Linked DNA regions of Mus musculus: regions 1 and 2 are each linked to region 3. The links are chromatin loops, found by intact Hi-C in ENCODE. Cell type or tissue: left cerebral cortex. All regions are shown on one strand.

What was found. Peaks named below come from ENCODE experiments on the same cell type or tissue, not always from the same donor. Only the 100,000 strongest peaks of a DNase experiment are listed, where the experiment ranks them.
Region 1: a loop joins it to region 3, with 3 times the contacts of the local background. A loop is called at or near these places in 2 of 42 quality-filtered maps.
Region 2: it touches region 3 in a loop (2.2-fold over the local background); 2 of 42 quality-filtered maps call a loop at or near these places.

Annotation. Positions count from the first base shown.
Region 1 is chr7:46,583,012-46,591,011 of GRCm38, reverse strand. It overlaps Sergef (secretion regulating guanine nucleotide exchange factor), which reads left to right. Exons shown (of 11, transcript NM_013789.2): 9 at 239-405. Among named protein-coding and RNA genes, the nearest start is that of Sergef, 53 kb to the left of the region's middle. In left cerebral cortex, a CTCF peak has its summit at 3,293; DNase peaks (open chromatin) are centred at 3,246, 3,432, 3,952 and 4,733; H3K27ac peaks cover 2,821 bases.
Region 2 is chr7:46,512,295-46,520,294 of GRCm38, reverse strand. It overlaps Sergef (secretion regulating guanine nucleotide exchange factor), which reads left to right. Exons shown (of 11, transcript NM_013789.2): 10 at 4,591-4,627. Among named protein-coding and RNA genes, the nearest start is that of Kcnc1, 120 kb to the right of the region's middle. In left cerebral cortex, a CTCF peak has its summit at 4,151 (motif pointing left); DNase peaks (open chromatin) are centred at 720, 923 and 6,456.
Region 3 is chr7:46,394,596-46,402,595 of GRCm38, reverse strand. It overlaps Kcnc1 (potassium voltage gated channel, Shaw-related subfamily, member 1), which reads right to left and starts at 6,128. Exons shown (of 4, transcript NM_001112739.2): 1 at 4,349-6,128. The coding sequence starts at 4,918. In left cerebral cortex, CTCF peaks have their summits at 288 and 4,970 (motif pointing right); DNase peaks (open chromatin) are centred at 5,218, 5,491, 5,782, 6,169 and 4 more places; H3K4me3 peaks cover 4,835 bases; H3K27ac peaks cover 3,399 bases.

The DNA of each region.
Region 1 (8,000 bases), 190 kb before region 3:
ATTGGAATGTGAATTACCTCATCTGGCTCTGCACAGGTTCTGGGGATCCAAACTAAGGTCCTCATAAGGGTACATGGCAAGCAATCTGAGCCATTCCTCCCTCCCCCTCAAAGGCATTATCACGTCCTTGATTGGAACATAATGAAGTAAACAGTCACAATTTTACTAGTAACTCTTGTTTACCCTTGAGAGCACATCTGGGGAACATAGCCTTCATTCAGATCTTGTTTGTTCGCAGAAACTGGCAAGGTGTTTACCTGGGGTCGAGCAGACTATGGTCAGCTAGGGAGGAGGTTGGAGCCTCCTGAAGCTCAGAAACCTGTAGAGCAAGACTCATCGCTCGCCTTCCAGGGGCCACAGAACAGTGTGCCTTCACCTCTGCATTGCCTGACAGGAGCAACAGAGGTAAGTGGCGACTTCCTGCAGATGCAGTGTGCTGCCTTCCCTGACCCACGGAGAAGGGTTTCTGTGGTGGCTTCCTGCACATACAGTGTGGTGTCTTCCCTGTCTCACAGTGAAGTGTTTTCCTGAGGGCTTCCTATATACCAGTCTGAGTCATGGTATGTTATACAGGAGTCTGAAGGGATCCTCGTTCACAAGAAGCTAATGGTTTACTGTGATAGAAAAGCTGGTTCTTGGTTACCTACCTGTCCATTAGCATAAGGCAGACTGTATAACTCACTTAGGGAGGCTCAGAGGCCAGTATTCCAGGCAGGAGTGAGAGCTTGAACTCAGTTGGTGGAAAGATTGGCTTGGGTTTTGAGAATGGCATGGCATTGAGGTATGTCGTGAGGGATGGATGGGACTGAAGCATTTGGAAGACACAGGAGGACTTCAAGGAACATAACAACTTGAACAGAGTCATACTGGGTGGAGATGTGAGGAAAGCATGGGGGCTGCTAACAGTTAAATTGGCCGGGGCATGGAGCCCTCATGAGGTGATAACATGGGGATGGGGTGGGGGGCTGTGACCCGACCTAGAAGGTGTTTAGTGCTGAGCTAAGTATTCTGCACATCTGTTTATATTTTCCAGTGAAGAAAACATTGTGTCCCACTTGCTTATTCAAGTCCCTTTGGTTCTCTGAAATGGCCTGAAGTTCTCCGTTTAAGGCAGGAATCTTAATTTCTCCAGGGTGTATGTTCCTGTCACTGAATCTTACTTCACTGAGCCCTTTTGTTTGTTCTTAAAGAAAGGCTAGGGCTTTTAGAAGAACAGGCATCAGAAGCCATGTCTCTGAACTGGAGTTAGTTTAGTGAAGGAATTCAGTCTTCATTCAGAGTCTGTCAGAAAAAAATTAATAAACTTATAGGACTTCTGTAATTAGCAAGAGGCTAATTACAAGCCTCTCCACACCTGGAGGGCTTCCCTTCCCCAGGGCCACCTGGCTACCTCCTTCCCTGTCCATAGGATGTTCCATTTCCGTTTCATGTCCTAGCCCTCATTCTCCGGAGCCCTTCCTCTGTGTCACGAAGGCAGTCTGCACACAGCAGCGATAATAAGCCTGCTCTCAACCTCCCACCCCAACTGAAGTACGTTCTTTTTGCATGTGCAGGAGTCCATGCTTGTAAAAGGTCAGAGGTAGTATCTGTGATTTGATTCAGCCTTTGTTTATCACGAGTGCTGTTTCATTTCCTCTTAGTCTTAAAATGGGCATGTAAAATGACTGCCGAGAGCCAGCAAGGCGGCTGTGCAGGTAAAGAGGCCTGCCCCCAAGCCTGTTGACCTGAGTTTTAACCCTGGAACCAACAGAGTGGAAGGAGAGACCCGACTCCCTTAAGCTGTCCCCAACTTCCGTCACGTGCTCTGACATGCATGTGACCGTGCGTGTATTTATCTTACTTATTTGTATCACTGTCGTTGAACTGAGCATCGAGAGCCCGTCTAACTGCTTCTTTTAGAAGCAGACTAAAAGACTCTTGGTGATGAGTTCAAGGGCAGCAGCCATGAGTGTCTTTTTGATGCCTACTGTATTCATCTTGGTTCTGTTTGGTTCTGCTAATGCAGGATTGAAGGAATGGAGTAGTAATTTCTTCTGTGTAGTGAGTTCAGCTGCAGAGAGCCTGATGCAATTGTGTAACAATGTCATAGTCTTTAGCATTCCTGTCCTTGGGTCACTTGAAACTTTGGATGGCATAGTAGCCGAGGCATGGGAGCCTCGTCCATTGCCCTGTCTGGTTCTGTCAACAAGGTGTGGATCATAATTCCTATGGTAGACTTTGCATGCTACATGGGGAGCTGGTGAAGAGAGCAGGCATGGTTCTCTTGGATAGTGGGGATTTGGTAACAGTTGGTTACATTGTCTAATGCAAGAAGCAGTCAGTGATCTGTTGTTGTCCCAGCATGCCACACTGCTGCAGACACAGACAGGACACACATGTGCCCCGGGAGCCTGCTATGACATGACTGGGTGCTAGTACTAGGGTTGAACTCTGTACAATAAGGAACTGTTTAGAACTCTTGTAAAGACCCACAAACAGAATGGATAGGACTTGGCTCTTAAGAGGGATGAGAAGCAACCAAAGATGAAGAAGCCAAGTGGATAGCCTGGGAACAACACAGGGAACCAAGCAGGCACACATCTCCACTCCCTGACTAAGCTAAGTTACAAGCTCAGCTGCTGGGTAGTGGTCTCCTATAGCAAAAAAAAAAAAAAAAGGAACTTGGATGTCTTGTCCTTTCCCTTGTCAACTGCATAAGCATTGGTGTTCAAAGAGCTTCTAGTACCCCAGTAAACATGGCACTCCGGGCTGAGAAGTGAGAAGTGAGGTAGAAATGGATACAGGAAGTGGTGAAGACCAGATGATAATTCCGAGGACACCAGCAAAAAGGAACTGTTGTTTGACCCAGGCTCTTAAAACCGGGTTGGTGTATAGCAAGGATATGGCATGCCAAGATGAGCATGAGGTCGGCCACAGGGCTTGAGTCTTTCTGTGCCTGAGCCTAGCGCCCCAGTGTGGCTGCCTGTCTGGCCTGTCCCGTTCCCACAGCAGCAAACACAAAGCACGTTCATACGTTGTCTCCTTTGATCCTAGTATGGTGCCGTGAAACAGGCCTCAAGAGCAATGATTATTTCCATTTATAATTAAGAACACCGGGACCCAAAGAGGCCTGCTAGGAGGCAGGAGAAGAGCCAGGACACATGGCCTGATTGTCAGTGTTTCTGGGGGCTTGCCTGGGCTCAGCCTGCAGTCACATCCCTGAGTCATGTTCCTGGTTTAAATTCTGCCCACGTTTGGTTGAGGAGCACCGACTCTCAGCGCACACTTGCACGTGTGTGCACACCCAGCGGTGGGAGCAGGAACCGTGGAATTAAACAAGACTTGGGTCTGAGATGGGGTCACTGTGAAGCTCAAGGGTCGCCAGCCCTCATTTTTTCTGCAGGGCAGAAGCTGCAAGGATCAACCCGTGCACAGGGTCGAAGTGAGATCCGTCAGAACGTGTGGGAAAGGAGCTATTTTTAGTTTGCCGAGTCACTCACTCGGCCGCGTTAGCTGAGGATTGAGCCTGTCCCCTACGCTTTCCACCGTGTTATTTCTGAAGGAGAAACACCACTTGAATGCTGTGTAAAACCCATTAATGAACCTGGAAGTTTCCAGGGTGTCTTTGTCCTGCAGCTCTCCCCAAAGGCTGCCTTTCCTGAATGACCTTCCTTCTTTCCTATATTTAATGCTTTTCTAATTTTAAGTTTGTGTCAAGACTGTGGGACTTTGGTGCCCTAAATAACGCAGAAATCTACCACCAGCAATCAGCTGAGTCCGGAGGGCTCTGATAGAATTGAACACAACCCGAAAAAAGCACGGCCAAGTGACTCTCTGGCAGGAACCCCTAAGCATCAGTGCTTGTTGCCAGAGGAGCCTGAGGTCTTAGACTCTGGGGACCCAGCAGCCCTAAGTCTTTCCCAGAGCACAGCACAGAGTCCTCCTTGAAGCCATACCAACCACCCTAAGCATGGTCTGTTGTGGTTAGAAGCTAGCACGTGGGCGCTGTACCATAGCAGGGGGAGCTAGTGCAAACTGCACAGCAGTGGACCTGCCTGTGAGAACACACGGGAGAGAAAGCCACCAGACAGCAGAGCCATGCTGGGGGTGCCCCGATGAAGCACCTCCTTTTGTTTTCCTCAGCACCGTGTTCTTTTCACTAGAATGTGGGGTCTAGGCAAGCAAAGGCCTTGTCTTTCATGTTGAAAGTTGCAGTCTCTGAGCCATCAGCCAAAGAGCATACAGGGGCTGGCACGAGGCCCGCCAGCACATGACAGGTAGCTCAGTGTCCATGGCTGTCCTGTCTGGCCTCAGGGGGAGAGGATGCACCTAAATCTGGAAGAGACTTGATATTCCAGGGTGGAAGCGTATCTTCTTAGAAGAGAAGGGGATGGGAGCGAGCAGGAGGGACTCAGGGAACGAGAGACTGGGAAGGGGAGCCACATTTGGAATGTAAATAAATAAGTAAAAGGAAGTTTCAGTCTTGGTCGATAGAATAGTCCCTGCTACCTCAGAGGTGCTTAGTGGGTATCCTAGTTTCCTGTCTGTTGCTGTGGTAAAACACTCAAACCAAAAGCAACTTGGGGGTGGGCATGGCCGGAGGAACGGGTTATTTTACCTTATACTTCCAGGTCATCATCTCTCACTAAAGGAAGTAAGGCAGGAATGTTTGCTGTTCTGCAATATTATTCTTTACCAGGGAATTCCTCACCAGGAAGGTACAACAGAAACCACGGAGGCCGGATCCCTGTTGATTCATGTGGGTTCATGCTCAGCTTACTTCTACACACACACAGTGTGGGACCACCTGCCTATGCCATGCTGCCAGTGCTGCCTCCAGGGGACTGGGCCCTTCTCCATCAAGGCAATCCCTCACAGACATGCCCACTGGCCAGTCTGATTCAGGCAGTTCCTTATTCAAGGTTCTCACCTCTCCTGACTCTAAGTGGTGTCAGGCTGGCAGTTAAAGCTAACTAGAGCAGTGGGTGTTCACTGATGGAAGAGAGGAGAAATGAATGGAAGAAAGAATTTTAGGGGTGTGTATCCCTCATTGCCCCTCCTTTCCTCTAGACTGTGCTCTTTAACCCCAGGAAGTTAGGAAGGGCATTCCCATATCTGCAGGTTCTCGGTCACCCAGTGGCCTGCAGAGCCAGCACCCAGGGGTTTTGTCCTGTGCTGTGCACAAGTCACAGCTGGGGCTTCTGATGAAGATGCTCATAATCTGTTACACTTCATAATTCGTCAAGAACTCGCATCCATTCACCTAATGGATGCTTAGGCATGCCTGTCTCTGACTGCCGCATTAGCAGGTGGGGAGCCTGTGAGTGAACAGCAGGGTCAAGCAGGACAGGCACACTGTGATAGAAGCTATGGAGAGTCTGAGGATGAAAATATGTTTGTCCTACCCTATGCCCATGGGGACCTTTTCTTTCCTGACATTTCAGTCCCTGTGGTTTTGTTGGATGCTGCAGGGTTGGAATAGGGTTGGTGCCTGGAAAGGCTTCCTGAATTGGAAGTCTTGACGTTAAATTAGTTCTCTAGGGAGCTAATGTAAGTAGCAGGGAAATCTTGGCAAGGCCTTGCATTTCTGAGGCAAGCAGAGGAAGAACAGCAGCCAGGCAGACTGAATATTGACAGGAGAGGGGAAAGTGTCATGGCAGTGTCCAGGAGGCTGGGGAGGTCAGGGAGGCTGGGTAAGAGGAAAAGGCCACTGGATTTAGTGATGGTGGAGATAAAGGAGTTGCTGGTGGGTGATGGTGGTGGAGGGTGAAGATGGCTGTGCCCCTTGCAGGAGATGAAGTAGCAGAGGGACAGAGGTATATGAGGGAGGAGGAGTTGAAGCCCAGCTGCCATGGATATGAGCCTGAAGATCACTGTGAAAGGGTTAGTTCCTGGAAGGGGGAGAGATGTTCTTTCAGCCTAGCAGTAGAACAAAGGGGGATATGAAGTCAGACGCTTTGAGGTAGAGAAGAGAGTGCCTCTGGCAAACTGTATCCTTTGAGATCCTGCTGTATGGTTTGTTTTATTTGTTTATTCCAACAATGTTGATCATATCCTGCTGGGTCTGGTACAATTCAAGGCCCCAAGAATCACAACTAAAGGATGAAGTTGATGCTGGTTCTGCTGTGTAGTATTTACTAATGACATAGTAATTAGCATGTCTATCCTTAAGCTGAACTCAGAGTTCTTTGATGAAAGGCATGGTCTTGTTTATCTTTGTCCAGTTAGGGCTAGTATGGGAGCAATGTATGTAGTTGGTAGATGTGTGCCAACAAGAGTAGGAGCTCATGGTGGGTGGCTTAGATGGTCTTGGTTAGACCAAACACCAAATTGTTCCTGGAGCCGAGAGTCCAAGGCATGAGCGCAAGCTCAAGCCACCAGAAGGAACCAAGTGATCTGATGCTAGAGTGGGTTCAGCTAGCACAGTCTAGTGGCTCTCTCTGGAAGTGAGAGCTCAATGACGTCGTTATCAGTGCTGAATGGTGGCGAGGCCATTGGCATTCTAGAGCTGAGGGAACTGCAGGGCCCAGAGAAAGCTCACACTCATTCACAAAGTGGTTGGTGAGATGGGGCTTGGACCTCTCTCTCCCTTTCTACTCCTTCTTGCCCTGTTCCTCAGCAGCCTCCTCTCTGCCTGTCTTTGTCTTTACTGGGTGGTAGGTAGAGCGGATGGCTCCTTCCAGGCTTGGGACAGCATCTTCTGAGGAAGAGAGCTAGGACAAGGACAGACTCAGTAAAGTCTACCACACTAGCTCATGAAAAGGCATTGCACTGCCTGGAGTTGGAGGTGAGGTCTCATACACAGAGTCTTGAATGTGGAACAAGACCTAGGCTGGGCCTTCTTCTCTATAACTATCAGTGATGTAGCTTTGTATCAAGCCTTTCTCAGCCTTAGCTTTCTCATCTGCGAAGTAACTATAGTATTTACCTTGCCTAGAGGATTTTGGAAAGATGCAAATAAAATGTGTCATTATTGGGTCCAAGCCACTGTATGTTTCAGATATAGGTTTTGTTATAACTATGTGTTAGAGCCACCCTTTTGTCTTACTTGCGATGGTAGACATCAATCCTACATCTCATGGGAGTTCTTAGAATAAGACTCAGTGAGAGCAATGGAGCCAGATGTGCTGTAATCTGTACTCAGTCTCCTCTCAGGTGCAGGCAGTGTGACCTCCCGTTGGGGGAGCCAAACTATCAGTGTCTGTGCCCAGGGTGTCTCTGGGATGCTTTCTCAGCAGCAGAGGAAACTTGTCAGTACTAATTTAAAGCCTCTGCGATCTCATTTGTCTCTTGTACTCTTTGCAGCAGTGTGACTGGCCCAGGCCTTGCCTGGGGTCATCCTGGAGCTGACCCACTATCTTTTGTTGCACCTGACCTTAAATACTGGTTGTCCCAGGATGAAAGTAAATCTCTTAGAATTTTAGAATGGAAATAGGCAGGGAGGCTGAATGGGCTGTGCAAGAGTTGGCTGGCCAAGGGCTAAAGCTACTTCTGTCTCTCTGGCGTTTCTCTGGCTTGGACTGCCATTATCTACTGCCTCACCACAGAGACAGCCGCAGAAACAGCGCTTGAATCAGTAAGCCATGGTCTGTCCTCACCTAGCTAGCCCCACCTCATTGCCAAAACGAGGACTAAAAATAAAAATTTGATCATAGTCTTGTTTAATGTTCTTAGAAAAGAGAGAAAACTGGATTGGAGACGTAGCTTGGTTGTAGAGTCCTTGCCTAACAAGTAAAAGGCCCTAGGTTCAATCCTTAGCAATGAAAAAACAAAACAAACAATAAAAATTTAAAAACCTAACTAAATTCAAAACACTCCCAAATATAAAACAAAAACTAACAAAAAGACCACCAAAAAAAAAAATCCAAATTCCAAACAAAAAAATGTGAATTTCTCTAAGGAACACTTACTGGAAACCTGCTCTTTAGGAAGATGATGGAAGAATATGGAAGAGAGAAAGCCTTGGCTCTGGCTTCAAAAGGTGTTCAAAAGCCACGTAGGCTTAGGGTCTCAGGATGGAG
Region 2 (8,000 bases), 120 kb before region 3:
AATTCCAGGCAAGGAGAGTAGAATGCATAGGAGTCTGAAATTACATGACGTCCTTAGAGAAAATACGCCTCATGACTGGAAAAGAGAATACATTGTTTGCAGTTGAGTTTATGAGGAGTAAACATGTACTAAGACATCCTGGCCTTATAAGCCATGCTTTCTAATTTAGACCTTACCCTCCCAATAGAGTGGGAGGGGAGCTGAGGAGGGTTTTCAGCAGGGGTCAGGTGTGTGTATAAGGAAGGAGGGCCACCATCTGTCCCTCAGCACTTCTGTAAGGCAGACAAGACACACTGTTACCTTTTAATATCTGAGAACATTCAGGTCCTGGAGGTTCAAAGTCCTGTCAAAGGTCTCAGGAATCAGAAAGTAGAGGGCCCAGGAGTGACCTGGCTTCCGGCACATAGCCACTTTTTAACAGTCTTCTATAAAACTGCCTGCTGCTGGGCAGTGGGGAGACGCTGGCAGGAGCAATATGGAGCAAATGGCCATTGAAGCAATATCACTGGAGGAGTGTAGTGCTGAGAGCCGTGGTGTGGGGTGTTCAGGGGTCCCCACCTAAGCCAGAGCACAGAGAGGGAGAAGCCATGGGAAGTTCCATGTTCCCAGCTTAGCACGGGCATTGACAGAGCCTGTCTACCCATGTCTTACTCATGAATGCAGAGCTGCAGGTCTAGTGCGGAGCTAGCATCTGTCAGCGGCTGGCCTGGAAGCTCGATCCCTAATGCTGGTCGCTTTCAAGTCTCTGATCAGGGCTACCCTCAACCCCAGACAAAAGTCCTTTGCCTCTCTGTGTGTTTCTTAAATCGAAGAGGTTTGCTTGTTTGAGGTAACAGGAAGCAGAGGTAAAGGGCAGTAGCTTGCAAATGAGACAAACCCGACTTCACTTCTGTTGCTGCTGCCTGACTAACTGTGGAAGCCACTGAATATGTATGAGCCTCGAGCTCATCTCTAAAATGAGCAAAGCCAAGCATACCTGGAAAGATGTCTGTGATGATTAAAATGTGCCGGTGTTCGAGAGGCGCCTCGGAGCACAGCCTGGCACACACGCGTCCTCGGTTTATGGTAGTTTTAATTACTGTTCTTATCACTGTCACCACACTACTGTTGCTGTCACCACGGTGAAAGAACATTCTGGAAATAAAGACTGGTGGGAACAAAGTTCCTACTCATGTGGCTACCAGGATGCGATTGCCCTGGTAACTTACCTCTTTTGAGCCCCTTCCTCATATCTAAACACATACATTTCATAGTTAGCTTTTATTCCCCTATGTGGAGGGAACCGCATTATACTTCTTTTCTTATTTTTAATAGCTCTACCCCTCCCACCCACCCCCACCCCCTGCTACAAGCATTAGTGTATAAGACTCAGAGAGAGAGCGGACAGGTGCTGTCAGCATTCTGATGTCTCTCCTTGCAGTCATTTTTATTCATGTTTTATTACAGAGTGGATAATGTATTATGGATATAACTTTTATGTGATTTTTTTTCCCCGTTCAGATGATATTTGGAATATTTTCTTAGTGTAAGCATCATTTTCCTAGGCTGCTTAATAGTCCATCAAACAGCTCTGCCGTCATTTACATACATATTTGCTTACTGCTAGACAGCCCCCCCCCCATCGGTCTAAGCTGCATTGGTCTAAGATGTTTGGAGCAGCTTTGCCACACTCTCTCAAAGTCCATGCAGTGTTATAGTCTCTGCTCACACCAGGTTGAATGTGACACAGGGAATCCCATCTTTGTGCAGGGTAAGGCCTAGGAGCCCAGGCTGCCCCTCTCTCCTCCAGCCTGCCTGGCTGAAGGGCTTTGAGCCCTTCCTGAGACCAGAACTTTCATTTCCCCACCGGGCAGACAGGAGCCTGTCAGGGTAGGAGGGCCACAGCGGCACTAGTCTTTGTAAATGCGTTAGATTTAAAGGTACTTTATGTTAAGGTTTTGTTTTGTTTTTGTTTTTGTTTTTTTGCCTATGTGTGTGTGTGTGTGTCCAGTGCCTATGGAAGCCAGAAGGAAAGGGCTATCGTTCCCTAGAACTAGAACCTCATTCAGTTGGGAGCCAGCATGTGGTTGCTGGGAACTGAACCCAGGTCTTCTGGGAAAGCAGCCGACGCTCTTAACCACTGAGCTACTCCTCTAGCCTCTCCAGTCTTTTTTTTTTTTAATTAACAAATATTTCTATTTTATATACATATATACACATACATATACACGTGTATGTGTGTGTGTGTGTGTTGTCCAACATGAAGTTTTGAATAAGTACACATCATGGAATGGTTAGGTCAAGCTAATGGTTAGGTCGCATACTTGTCATTTTTGTGTTAAGAAAGCTTAAAATATACCCAGCATTTTCGTTTTTCCCTTTTTTCACTTGTGTGTATGTGTATGTGAATTCAAATGTGGGTGCGGGTGTACATGTATACACATGCGAAGCCCCAAGGTTAATGTCAACAGTCATCTTCCATTGTTCTTGTGCCGAATTCCCTGAGGCAGGGTCTCTCAACCCAGCTTATTCTGGGGATCTGTCGTCTCCATCGTCTCCATCGTCTGAGACTGGACTCACAGGCGGGCCACCACGCCCACCCTGTGTTCATGTGGGTTCTGGGGATCTGAACTCCAGGTGGTGCTTACCCGGCAGGTTTTAACTTATGTTACTCAGAGGTTCTCAAGGATATAACACAGTGTTATTAGTCACAGCCGTCAGTGGGCTGTAATAGGGACGAACCCAAAGAGCATTCCGTTAAATGAAAGAAGCCAGGTACAGACAGGCTAGATGTCACTCTTGTGGAATCATTCCTGTGATCATGAGAGTTCTCATGTTCAGACTTGGCCTGGAACCCAAGACAAGCCATTTCCTCTGGCTGTGTCTCCTCTCTGTCCGGGTAACATAGCTGACACCCATGGCTCCTCCCACATCAACATCCAGTGTAGCTCCTCCCTTTCTCGGGCCTAGGATTAAAATGAGCATTGTGATGCTGGTCACACATCTTCTTCAGAGCACCCAGAGAGCCACCTCTGCCTTCCATCCCCGTCACTTCCTCCTGACAGTGGTAGATAATGCAGACACTGTAGGGGTAGACGTACCCACCAGTGGCTGGGAATTCTGGATTCAAACCCTGACGACCTGCTGCCCCCTCTCTCTCTCTCTGAGACTGACTGACTTCCTTCCTTCCTTCCTTCCTTCCTTCCTTCCTTCCTTCCTCCCTTCCTTCCTTCCTTCTTTCCTTTTGTTCTTTCTCCTTTCTTCTTTCTTTTATCTTCCTCCCTTCCTTCCTTCCTTCCTTCCTTCCTTTCTTTCTTTCTTTCTTTCTTTCTTTCTTTCTTTCTTTCTTTCTTTCTTTCTTTCTTCATGCACTCGACATTTTTATTTTTATTCATTAGTTTGTCAGATGTTAGCTGAGCCCCAGGCTCTGTACATGTCACAAGTGCGATGCAGAGGTGAGACTCACTGTGTTCTCAGGCTGTGTGTGTCTAGCAGAGACCAGAAGAAATACTAAAAGACAGGATGCCTGCTGCAATGTGGTGCCGGATAGACAGACAGGCAGATTCTGATCGGGCAGAATGACAGCGGTGCCTGAGCCAGCCTAAATGCTGTAGCCAAGGAATTCAGTGGGTGCTCTGAGGTAAAAGTGAATACAGCCTTTTATGTAGGCGGTAAGGAGAGGCCATTCTGGGTGGACGAACAAGCATGCACTTGAGCACAAGAGAACGCAGTGCACTCAGAGGCCACAGGGAGTCTGGGCTGGAAGAGGACGGGAACAGAGCAGAAACATCCATTCCACAGACTCCTTGGCTCATTTTATCACTGGATGGGATGGCCATTCTAGTTCAGCATTTGAAAACTGTTATCTTTATTACTATATCTTTCTGGGTTTTTAAAAAAGTGATGTGTACGTTATAGAAATTTTGAAAAATGCTTTGGGTGTGGCAGTACACTCCTGAAGTCTCATCACTAGGGAGCTAGATGCAGGAGGAGCAGAAGTTTAAGGCCAGTTATAGCTCCACGAGAGCCCGCCTCTGGTTTTGTATGTGTGGGTTGCCAGAGAGATGCTTTGTTGATTAAGAACCCTGATAGAGGAGCCAGGCTCAATCCCAGCACCCACGTGGTAGCTCACAACTGTCTGAAACTCCCACTCCAGGGGATCAGCGCCCTCTTCTGCCCTCTATGGGTACTGCATGCACATGGTGCCTAACCTTGCGTGCAGATAAAAAAAAAACACCTACACAAAAAGTTAAAGTGAAAAAAAATTAAAAACAAATAAAACAGATTTAAAATTTTAAGTAAAAAAGAAGAAAGCTTGAAAAATAAAAAGTAGAAAGAAGAGATCACTGGTAGTCTAACTGGCTAACGACAGCTTTAACATCTTGGTGCATTTCCACGCAATGTTTTTCCGCACTGACTTTCCATGTAGCTGTGAATATGTTATAATTATAATTTTAACCTTTGTGTATGATGCTCCTTTCTACATCTTTCTAAAAGTTGCCAAAATGTGGATGTGCATGCCATTATGAAATAACCATGATCACAAAGCATACTAGCGGAGATGTCTATACATTTTTTTTCTAATAGCATATGTTTTCTTTACTTTTACAGATTTCTTGTGGCTCGGAGCACAACTTGGCAGTAATTAGTAAGTAATTTTTACACTGATAACGGTTGATTGTGAAACCCATGTAATGTAATTGGAGAAGACTCGTCGGGGAGTCAGGCTCGGTGGTGTGCATTTGTACCCAGCACCCAGCAGCTAATCACAAGCTCCAGGCTGTCTGGGATGTATAGTGAGAGAGAGGGTTGAGGGAGAGGGGGGGAGTTGGGGAAGATTTTGGAGACATTTTTGGTGACAAATCCCTTAGTGGGAGCCTGTTTTCTGAACACTTCAGCCTGTTTCAGTGAGTATCTTCCGAAGGCCCCTGAGTTTGCTCCTGCCTCTGAAAGTGATATTTAAAGACATAATTCACAAGCTCTGGCATCATGGAGAGGGAGACATACAATCGAGGAGTGAGCTAGATACTTCTGACTCTCTGGACAAACCCATCCTAGGAAGTTCTTTCCTCTTGGTTTGGCTCTGTCCCCAGTCCTTGCTGCCTGGTGTACACCTGCACCAGGGGACTCCAAGTAGGGCACAAACCAGGCTCATCAAAGCTTCCGCTTAGCCGGCCTTGGGTAACACAAGGCCATGGCTGCACCCATGAGTAATTCATTCGGGAAAGCTGTCCATTACTCTCCAGAGTCGACGCGATTTGGGCTAAAGAGCACAGTGGGGCAATCACTGCTCAGGATCTACTTACACCCAGTATGACTCCAAAAGTACACGTGTGTAAAGTGTGTATACAAATGAGACATAAATTGGCAACAGCTAGAAAATTATTTAAAAGACAGTTCTTCAGTATACATTAACTTTTACTATTAAAGGACAAAGCAGACTTGTGTACTAATGAGATGTATGTATGTGTGTGTGTGTGTTTCTTATTACATACAGAGTTAAATCTTTTTTGTTTGTTTGGTTGGTTGGTTGGTTGGTTTTTTTTGAGACAGGGTTTCTCTGTATTGCCCTGGCTGTCCTGGAACTCACTCTGTAGACCAGGCTGACCTCAAACTCAGAAATCCGCCTGCCTCTGCCTCCCAAGTGCTGGGATTAAAGGCGTGCACCACCACGTCTGGCTTCCTAGTTAAATCTTGATTGATTATTTGATATTATAGAGTATAGAACATACTCAAAGCTGTCAGGGCTCAGAACAACACTTCACATAAACACCCAGTACAAGACAGCAGAATGTTTAAGACCATTTAAAAAATTGTTCGACATTCTATCCTAAGCATAAGTCAAAATTCATTTAATAATGTTTAAATTTTTATTTAGTTGTTGTTGTTGTTGTGTGTATACGTGTGTAGGCACACATGCACTTGTTTCAGGGATCAAAACTTGGGCCTTCAGGTTTGGTGGTAGCTGCTTTTACTCACGGAACCATCTGGCCTGTTCTGCTTAATGACTTCGGGAGGCAGAGGCAGGCGGAATTTTGAGTTCGAGGCCAGCCTGGTCTACAAAGTGAGTTCCAGGACTGCCAGGGCTATACAGAGAAACCCTATCTCAAAAAAAAACCAAGCCCAACCCCCCCCCCCCAAAAAAAGCAACTCAGATCACCACCTCATACAGCAGTCTTTAAGCCAAATCCTCTGACTGAGCACACTCCAGAGATACACCACTCTGATCCGTGTTCTCATAGTTTGACCATCATGCTTCTCTGAGAGCAGAAAGTAGTTTATGTCACAAGGAGTCTCAGCCTCCGTGGTTCGGGATGTGTTTGTTGGCCTTGCTGTGTGTTCAGAATCAAAGCTGCAGCAACGTCACATGATACAACATGGGTGAATGTTGCCAGTAACACCTCGGCTTCCTTACATATTTGATTTTGAAATAATCTGTCATTGTTGTGTGTTCAGAAACTTCTTACTGCTGCCAAAATTTTCACAACCCCCACATTTAGTCACAGAACCCCATATGAGGTTGTCACCACAATTTAAGAAGCTGGGCATCAAACTACAGCGCTGTGGCAAGGGGCCAGGGTTCAGCGCAGACTTCTGTACTGGAGTGAACTCAGACGAGGCGCTTAACCCCTTGTTTTCCTCATCATCACAGCAGAGGTGGCTGCAGTACCCAGCGCATGGTGTTGATGGTACAGTGTGGACCGCTCCTGCTGAGGGCCCCAGTTTGATTCCAAGCAATCATGTCCAGTGACCTAACCACCCACACACCTCCAGAAGATACAATGTCCTCTTTTGGCCTCCATAGATACCATGTTTACCTGTACAAACACATTTGCAGATAATTAAAACTGAAAGTAAAATCTTTTGAAAAATGTTTAAGATTATTTTTAGCCAGGCGTGGTGGTGCACGCCTTTAATCCCGGCACTCAGGAAGCAGAGGCAGGCGGATCTCTGAGTTCCAGGCCAGCCTGGTCTACAGAGTGAGTTCCAGGACAACCAGAGCTATACAGAGAAACCCTGTCTCAAAAAACCAAAAAAATAAAAATAAAAAAGACCAACCAACCAACAAAACAAACAAACAAAAGAAATGTTAGTTGCTGTCATTTGATGTGATTTCCCCTGGGAGGCTTTCGTAGGCTTTAGCTCTCTCCTGTGAATTGGAAGGTGTAAGACCCTCCAGCTGAGTTTTACTGCTCATTATCACTCACCCCTGTCTGCCTCCTGACAGAGGTCCATTCTCTTCCCCTTGTCCTAGGTCTGACTCCTGGCTTCTGGAAGGGAAGCACTCTGTGCCTCCCTCCCCTTTCCTGCCTAGTCACAGCACCATGGATAGCACCTGACTCTCAGCAGAGCCTTAAGCACTCTTGTCCACACTAGACTGACAGCTGCCTAGGATTGAAGTGGTTTGGGGCGATGTTTGCTGGCCCCAGTGTCATGTGCGCAGGGGTGAGAACCAAGGACGGCAGGGAAGAGAAGCTGCCGGCAGCAGTGGGGACCAGAAGAGCTGGAGCCAGAGAAAGAGCTAGAGCAGGTATCGGCAAAGCTGCCTGCTTTGCAGCAGGAGCTCGTATTTTACACAGGAACTGCTGTGGTCCAGCTGTAATTAAGATGAGCTAATGAGAGAATCTAAGGCTGCCCTTTAGAGAATCTGTTGCAGCTGCCATTGCTGGATGGAAGGAGGTAGTTACCCCTGAGACCAGCGTGGACACAAAGGTTGAAGGGAATCTATACAATCTTACACGCGTTCGCGCGACCGGCCAGGAAAGACGCAGCAAACCGGAATCTTCTGCGGCAAAGCTTTATTGCTTACATCTTCAGGAGCCAGAGTGCAAGAGAGCAAGAGCTCTATTGCTTACATCTTTAGGAGCCAGAGCGCAAGAGCGCAAGAGAGAGAAAAAGAAAGCAAGAAAAAGAACAAGAACAAGAAAGCAAGAGAGAGAATGGCAAAACCCCGTCCCTTTTAAGGAGAATTATCCTCCGCCTAGGACGTATTACTCCCTGATTGGCTGCAGCCCATCGGC
Region 3 (8,000 bases):
AAAACAAAACAAAACAAAACAAAACAAAACAAAACAAAACAAAACAAAACACCATTGGAGGACTCTTGGTAAAGAATTCCAGTATCTGGATGGGCCACGCTGCCATTACATGATACCATGTCTCAAAGTATGCCCTGTCCTGGGGAAGAGCGAGCTTCCGGAGAGGTGCCTGTTAATAGTTCCATCTTTGCCTCATGCCCAATTCAGGACTCCCCAGAGTTGCCTCAGAAGTGGGACCCAAGGAAGAAAAGAGAAGTCTTTAGCTGGGCTCTCCATTGTAACCACTAGGTGACTCTCTTCCAAGATAGCCAAGAAGAGTTAGAGCTATATCAGGTCCCAAAGACTAAGGGACAGAGCAAAGAGGCAGAGAAGAACAGAGTGTCAAGAAAGATGGACAGTAGACTGCACAGAGGTAGGACTTCACCAACTTTGAGTTCATTGGCATTCATGAGGTCAAATGACCTGTGTAAAATGACACACACACACACACACTCACACACAGGACACTTCCTGGCCTGCAACCTAGAGACCATTCTTGGCCTTGATATGACAATGACTAATGCTCCCAGTGACATGTAAATCACAAAGGCCTAGGGCCTCTGACCTCAGCTGACTCTCAAGGAGGTGAGGAGGGCAGGTTTTCAGCCAGCTGGCTCTATCCACCAGCTCTCACAGGCCTGCGACTTTGCATACTGCTCTTCCTCTGCCTCTCCCTGCCAACACCTGCTCACCCCTTAGTGTCTGCCCAGTGTGACTCCAGGAGGCAGCTCATTCCAGGAAGCCCCTCATCCCCTCATCTCCATAGCTACATCACCACTCACACCTTATGTGTGTCTGAGGCTGCAACATCCATCCTAGACTGGGGCTCAGCTTGCCCCAGCTCACCTCAATCCCCAACCCCTACGCTGGAAGATCAGGGAACTAGCTGTTCTAGCCAGCACTGCTACCCTTTGTAGCTCCAACGGGCCTCCCTTCTCCAACCAAGGAGCTCCTATGTCCCACAGCCAACATCCTGACAGCTCCTTGGAGGATGTGACCTCACTGCTGGCCCATACATGCACAATTGGCCTGGCTGGAACATGGGTCTTCTGAGGTGTGACATGCAAGGAAATGCCTTCAGCCAGACATCCTGGAAGTCTGGAGGTGAAGACAGCAGGCACAGAAGCCACAGAATATTATCTTCTTCCAGGTACTCCCAGGCCACACCAGGTCTCTTTCACATACAAGCACGAATATCATCAGTGACACACAGCCAAGACCCCTCTCATAGAAAACATGCATTGTCACACATGGGGCCTCATCCTTTCTTAACACATAGCCACACACAGCCTGTCACACACCTTGCATGTGCATAGGTGGTCTTGAGCACATAGCTTACACATATACACAGCTACACACACACACACACACACACACACACACACACACGTCCACACCTGCCCACATACCTCTCAGAGATACACTGACCTGGGGTGTTATACAAGGCATTTCTTACACACGCATTCTCTCTCTCTCTCTCTCTCTCTCTCTCTCTCTCTCTCTCTCTCTCACACACACACACACACACACACACACACACACACACGCACACACACACACACACACAAATAAACCATTTCTCAACCCACATACAATCTCACATCCAGTTTCTTTGACACAAGTATCTCTCTTACAGTCACACACACACACACACCACACAGGCACACACGCATGTGCTCCCAGAGTCACATCCACTAACATATTTTTATCCTTACACACGAGGAGTCTCTCACACACCCACACAGAATCTCACACACAAGCCTTTCTAGTTTTTGTTTTACACACACAGACTATATCACACATGAGATTTGTGTCTGAAATCTAGAAAGAAAGAAAGAAAAAAAAACCCTAAACCCAGACCCACCAATCTGAGAAGGCTTTTCCAGGCTGTGAGGGGGAGGAGTAAAGAAAGGTGACAGCGGGCGGGCGGGCATCGGCAGAGCAGAGATGGAAGGGGGAGGAGGTGGGCAGCAGGCTGGTCTCTGCGCAGGGCTGCAGCAAGGCAGCGCAATGCAGCTCGGCCAGCCAGGCAGGCAGGCAGCAGGAGCCTGGTTCTAATCCCAGCTCTCCCTTCACTTCCACTCCTTCTATGGGTCTCAGTGTCCTCGTGTGATACCCATGCCTGTGGCCTCTCCAGGAGGCTACCAGAAAAGACAGTAGTTCTGCAATCCTGAGTGCTACCCACCAATACCCTCCTGCACCCCAGTGTCCTCCCCCCCACCTCTGACTGTCCAGCTTCTCCCTGCATGGGTTCTTCAGTAGATGCTCACGTGAGAGTTTCCTGACTTATGGTTTCATACAGACAGGTCCTCAAGCTGTGCTTAGGTGGTTGGTCTATCTGTCTCCATTGAGTGAAGGCCACCTCATAGCCTAGGAATGGCCTGTGGGTGGAGAAAATGGTGTAGGAGGACGGATACACCTTACTGACCCTCACATACCCTGAAACATGGGTACATTGACCAAAGTAGAGTCCACAGTGGCAGGTGGAGGGGCTCAGCCTTCTGCAACTACCTTAAAGAAGTTGGGCCTACTTCAGGCCAAGGTCAAATGTGAGTGGAAGGGCTGCTCTAACCCAGGTCTTGGCCTAGCCTGCGGGTATCTCTCTCCCAGTGTATGCTGGCTCATTCTCCCAGTCCCAGGTTCCAGCCCCTCCCCACAGCTCAGCATAGCCTCCAGTTACATAATCCTCTAGCTGTAGTGGCCTCTGTCATCAAGGAGACAGGGAAGAGGAGAGGCCACCTCTAGTGGTCCCTGGCCTTTCTGGAGAGTAGCAGAGAGTTGGTGGCCATCTCAAGGAAGAATAGGGTCCCAGGAGGCTCTGGTTCAAATTTTACTTGGCCTTCTGCTTCCTACCTGACCTTGGCCAAGATCCTCAGTGGCAACATGGGAGACCAAGTGCTCTCCATTTCTACCCACAATACCTGTTCTAGGATTCAAGGTATGAGGTTTTGAACTGCTGCCCCCACCCCGTATGTCATTCTGTTTTATATTAGCATTAAATCTGTCAGGTGTCTGCCTGTACAGCCCTTCCTTGTCCTTGGGCACCTCAGAACCCTCCCCCTAGCTCCCAAATTTTGTTTGTCCACTGATTTGCTGATTTCAGCTTCTCCTTATTCCTCACCCCCATGCCAGCTCTGGCTCAGTTGCCTGTCTGCAAAAGAGAAGGGCCTGGGGCAGTAAGTAGATGGGCAGAGGTAGTGTTTTGCCTGGAAGGGGCAGAGGTGGCTTATAGACAGGGAGGGACTGTTTCAGATTGCCAACTCTACACATCTCTCTCATCCTTGGTACTCTTCAGGCCAGAGAACAGAGCCCAGGAAGACCTGGAGTGTGTCTTCCACGGTAGCTCTCTCTCTGGGGTCTCTTTCTTGGTCTCAGCAACAGATGGCCCATCAAATGGCCCTTGCAGTCCACCACTCTCCCCATTTTGCAGAAGAAACTAATCCAGGGAGGCCATCTGAAGGGCCAAGGTCAGCAACAGGATATCCTTTCTCCCTTGTAACAATTTGCTGTTTCTAAAGGGGTGTGGCTGAGGAAGACACACCCACTTCACACACTTCTGGGTTCATTCCCCTTAAGGTTTTCCTCTCTGCCAGCCTCTTCCCAGGGGCCAGAGAAAGCAGGAGCTTATGGCTTGGACCTCCCCCAGGCTCTTCCCAGTACGGGGAAGGCAGCTGTTCCAGAGACCACCATTCTCTTATCTCCCGCACCCAGCCCAGATCCACACCAACTACCAAGCTCTTAACTATGAGTAGTCGCAAGACCACTTCCTCAAATGGCTTAAAGGTGGTCCCTGAGGTCTGTCTCTAGCTTCCCAGCAGGCTAAGACACTGTTTCTACTCCAAAGGCTCCCTGACCTAGGAAGAAGGAAGGAGTCTCCCCATCTTTCCCAAACCAAAGGGCAATTCATGCCTTCATGATGTACATCACTAACGGGCACTAACCAGAGTGTGGGGGTGTCACGCACACTCAAACACACACATATGCTCACTTGTTCCTACAGACTTTATCCATCCAAATACACACCAGCGCACAGTTACATAAATATGCATGCACAGCACACACACACACACACACACACACACACACACACACACACACACACTTTCATATACAACCGGCAACACAAACTCATGTATATAAACCCAGTTATCATGGCAAAATCACCCCTTCTCTTACACACGTACACGTACACACCCCCTTCGTGTTCAGAACACTCTGGGCACTCACTGTCCACTGCACCCTGCCCGCAGGAAGCGGCAAAGGCTGCCTTTCCGGGTCAGGTTCTTCCGATGGATAAGCAGTCACTTACCCGCGCGTAGCGGGATGAGTAGGGGTCCTCGAACAGCGCCCAGATGCGCGGTTGCCAGCGGCGCCAGAAGCCGCCAGGCCGGCCATCTGGGGAGTCACTGAGTGCCAATCTCTTGGTCATCTCCAGCTCGTCCTCGCCGTCGCCCGAGTCGCCGGGGCCGTCGGCGTCCGCGTCGTCGGCGCTGTTGTCCAAGGGCGCACCGCCAAAGCTGTCCAGCGCCTCCTCAGCGTCTCGGTGCTGGCGATAGGTCATCCAGCAGCAGGGCTCCACGTCCGTCTCGTCGATGCCCCAGAAGGCCAGCTCCTCCTCGTAGAGCGGCCCGCACACGTCGGCCGGGCAGTGAAGCTTGCCGGTGCGGTAATAGTTCAGGATGTGAGCGAAGACGCCCGGGTGGCGGTCGAAGAAGAACTCGTCGGCACGCGGGTCATAGTCGAAGTGGCTGTGGGCGTCCGGCTCTGCCAGCCAGGCAAGCCGCGTGCCGGGCAGCGTGCGCAGCGTCGAGCGGTACGTCTGGTGGCGCGTGCCGCCCACGTTGATCACGATGCGCTCGCTCTCGTCCCCTTGGCCCATCGCGGCGCCCCCTTAGGCATGGCGCGGCCCAGCGACACCCATGGGAGCTGCCGCCAGGGGGAGTTGGCGACGGGGAGGGGGGCGCAGGGCCTCTTCCCCCCTCCCCCCAGCCGTCGGGGGGCACAGAGGACCGCGGCTCTGGCCACCCACCCCAACCAACGAGCCAAGCTCCCTCAGGGGGAGCTGTCAGGCAGGTGCGGGTCCAGGGGTGTGTGCACGGGCTCCCTAGGGTCTTTAAGGCGCCTAGTGTGAGAGGGAGCTGGCCTGGCTGCGGAGGAGGCAGTGGAAGAGAGGAGGGAGGTAAAGAGGGAGGGAGGAAGGGAGTGGGGCGGCGCTCAGCGGCGAGGCCCGGGAGGAGGGGAGAGAGGATGGGGGGGCCGGGCTCCCGGTATCATCTCAGCGGGAAAATGGAGAAACCGACACAAAGCTTTTTAGGGGAAGGTCAGCTGCTCCGTTTCGGGGGCCGGACCGATAGACCAGCCCCAGCTGGGAAAGAGGGGGTTACGAGAAATCCGCGCTTGGCTCTGCGGTGGTCGCTGCAGCGCGCTCCCGGTGCGGTGGGGACGGATGCGGCTTGCTCTCCTCCCTGCGTGACCGGTCCCCTTCGGCTCTCCTTGCCTATCTGCCTACTCCCCTCGGTGGCGGGTGAAGCTGCCTGACCTCCCTCCTCGTTCCTTCTCCCCGCCTCCCGGAGGGGATGGCGGGTCCCCTGGGTAGGGGCACCAGGGTGCTGCCCCGCGGGGCGGCCGCTGAGCGCAGCACCTTGTGCGCTCGGGCTGGGTCAGGGGTTCCGCTGGGCTGCGTTGGGACTCAGGCTTCCGCGGCGGTGCTGAAGGGACAGCTCCCGGACGGCTGCGGAGCTGCGCTGGGCCGAGCGAAGGTTCTCCCGGCCGGGTTTGCTTGGCGGGGCCGGCGGGCACTGGCTCCGGTGTCTCTGCGCCCCGCACTCCGCTCTCTGCTCTAGGAGGGCGGGTGGCGCTGGCAGCCGAGGCGAGGGGCGCTGCCGAGGTCGGGCCCGGTAGGCGGGGGTGGCAGGTCCGGGCGCGGCGCAGCGAGACTGGCGAGGCCAGGGAGGCGAGGCGCGGAGCGGCCACCGCCGCCACCGCCGCCGCCGCGCCGCTGCTGCCTCCGGGCTGCTGCTCCGCTGCCTGCTCGCTTGCTCGTTCGCGCGGTCCGCGTCCAGCCCGCGGCTCTCCGGACACGGGCACACGGCGCGCGCAGCCGCACTCGCCCCCGGAGGGAGGCGCCGCGCTGGGTCCTAAAAAGCCCTGATTCTGCGCCCCCCTCCGAGGCCGGCACCGAACCCCGCCTCCCTCAACCCTGGCGCTGGGGGCGCCCGCCCTTCGTTGCCTCTTGCTCGGTGGGGACCCGCCGACGCTCCGCCCTAGGGGAGCTCCACTTGTTGGGCGGAGGCTCCCAGCGACGTCTGGGCCCGCGCCCCCGTCACACCGAGGTGAGAAGGGCGGCGGCCAGCTCCTCTTCTAACCCAGGAGCCATCTGATACCCTGAGCAGACAAGCCATTCCTTGACCAGGACGAGACTGACCTCTTAAGGAATCTTTTAATACCGACCCTTCCCGGGGAAGCCTGAAGGCCCAATGATTCTTTCAGAGATAACTTCTTACAGGGACTGTAAAATAATACCTTTTTCACCATCCCTCTGTCCTAACTCACCATTAATGATCAATCCCGAGCCCCTCTTGATCCCTTTGGCCCCTTTCAGGCCTTGAACCCTTCCTGATTCTAGGGTGGCTTAGTCACAACCATGACAGACAGACCTCAGTTTACCCAGAAAACTGAACTACCTTATGAAAACATGCACAAAGACTGCTCAGCCCCTTGAATACTGGCGGCCTCGCTCCCCTTCAGGCACTCTGGGTGGTGAGCCATGCATGTCCAGGGCTGTGGTCCCTACATACTGGAAGTTAATGCTGGGGACAGAGATCGTATTTCTAACTTCAAAGTCCTTCTGGCCCACGCTTGCCACTCACCCCTAGGTTTATTTAATCAACAGTCATTAGCTCTCATTCCGTACTTGCTCCAGATTCTCTACCAAGTACAAAAATCACACGGGACAAGTCAGACCCAGCTCTCAACCTCCAGGGACTCCCAGCTTTTTAAAGAAGTGAGCAGGTGGGATTGAGAGGGACTGGAAGGTCAGGCCCAGCTCCAGAGGCCACTGGGCTATGAAAGATGCTTATTGATTCCTGTCCACTACAATCGAACAGGCTGCCCCGGCACAGGGGATTTAATTAAGAAGCGAGAGACTCTTACCTGTTGGCTAACAGTGCAGATAGCTGTCTGTCTATACTGACCCCCAGGCACTGTTGCGAGCCTAGGGACAAACCTGTGACCTATCTCCCCACCTGATCGTGGGAATCACAGCACTAATTAAAACAGATCTTCATGTCACAGGGGGAAAGTGCGGGGAGGTAGAGAGGGGGTGAGAGGCGGGAGGCAGAGAGGCAGAGTTATCAGAAAGGGGCAGAGATGGACAGACAAAGAGGAGAAAAGTCTGAGGAGACCTCTTCCCTCCAGAAACTAATCACAGCGTTCCTCCAGACAGCCATTCCCTTTGGTCTCAGAGTGAGGCAGGATAGATGGCTTTCAGTGCCCTTCTCTCTCTGGCCAGAGTCTGTCCCATCTCCTGGTCCAGAGTGATGCACCTCCAGCCTGGCCCTGATTCAGATCCCTAGGACAGTGGCTTTCAGGATGCTCAGCCCAATCCTAAGATTAATAGAGACCCCGGAAGTGAGATTTTTTTTAAAAAGAGGCATGCAGAGACAAGGACATGTACAATCTCAGCTGTGAACGGTCAAGAGGCAGACCGACAAAGGGGCTTCCCTAGACTCTTCCTCAGGAAACCTGAGGAGCCAGCCACAGGGGCTCAGGCTGCCCCCTCTTCCCTGTCTGCAAAGCCACATAGGAGCAGAGCTTGGCTCTCCAAATGTCTCTCTAGTTCAGCTCTCTTTATCAAAGGACTGCGTGTGCCTCCAGAGCTTCTTTCCACAGAGCCCTAGACAGGGAAGCCCCTCACTGAAGTCGAAGTGATTCGCAAAAGGAAACCGGCTGGGACCCTAGAG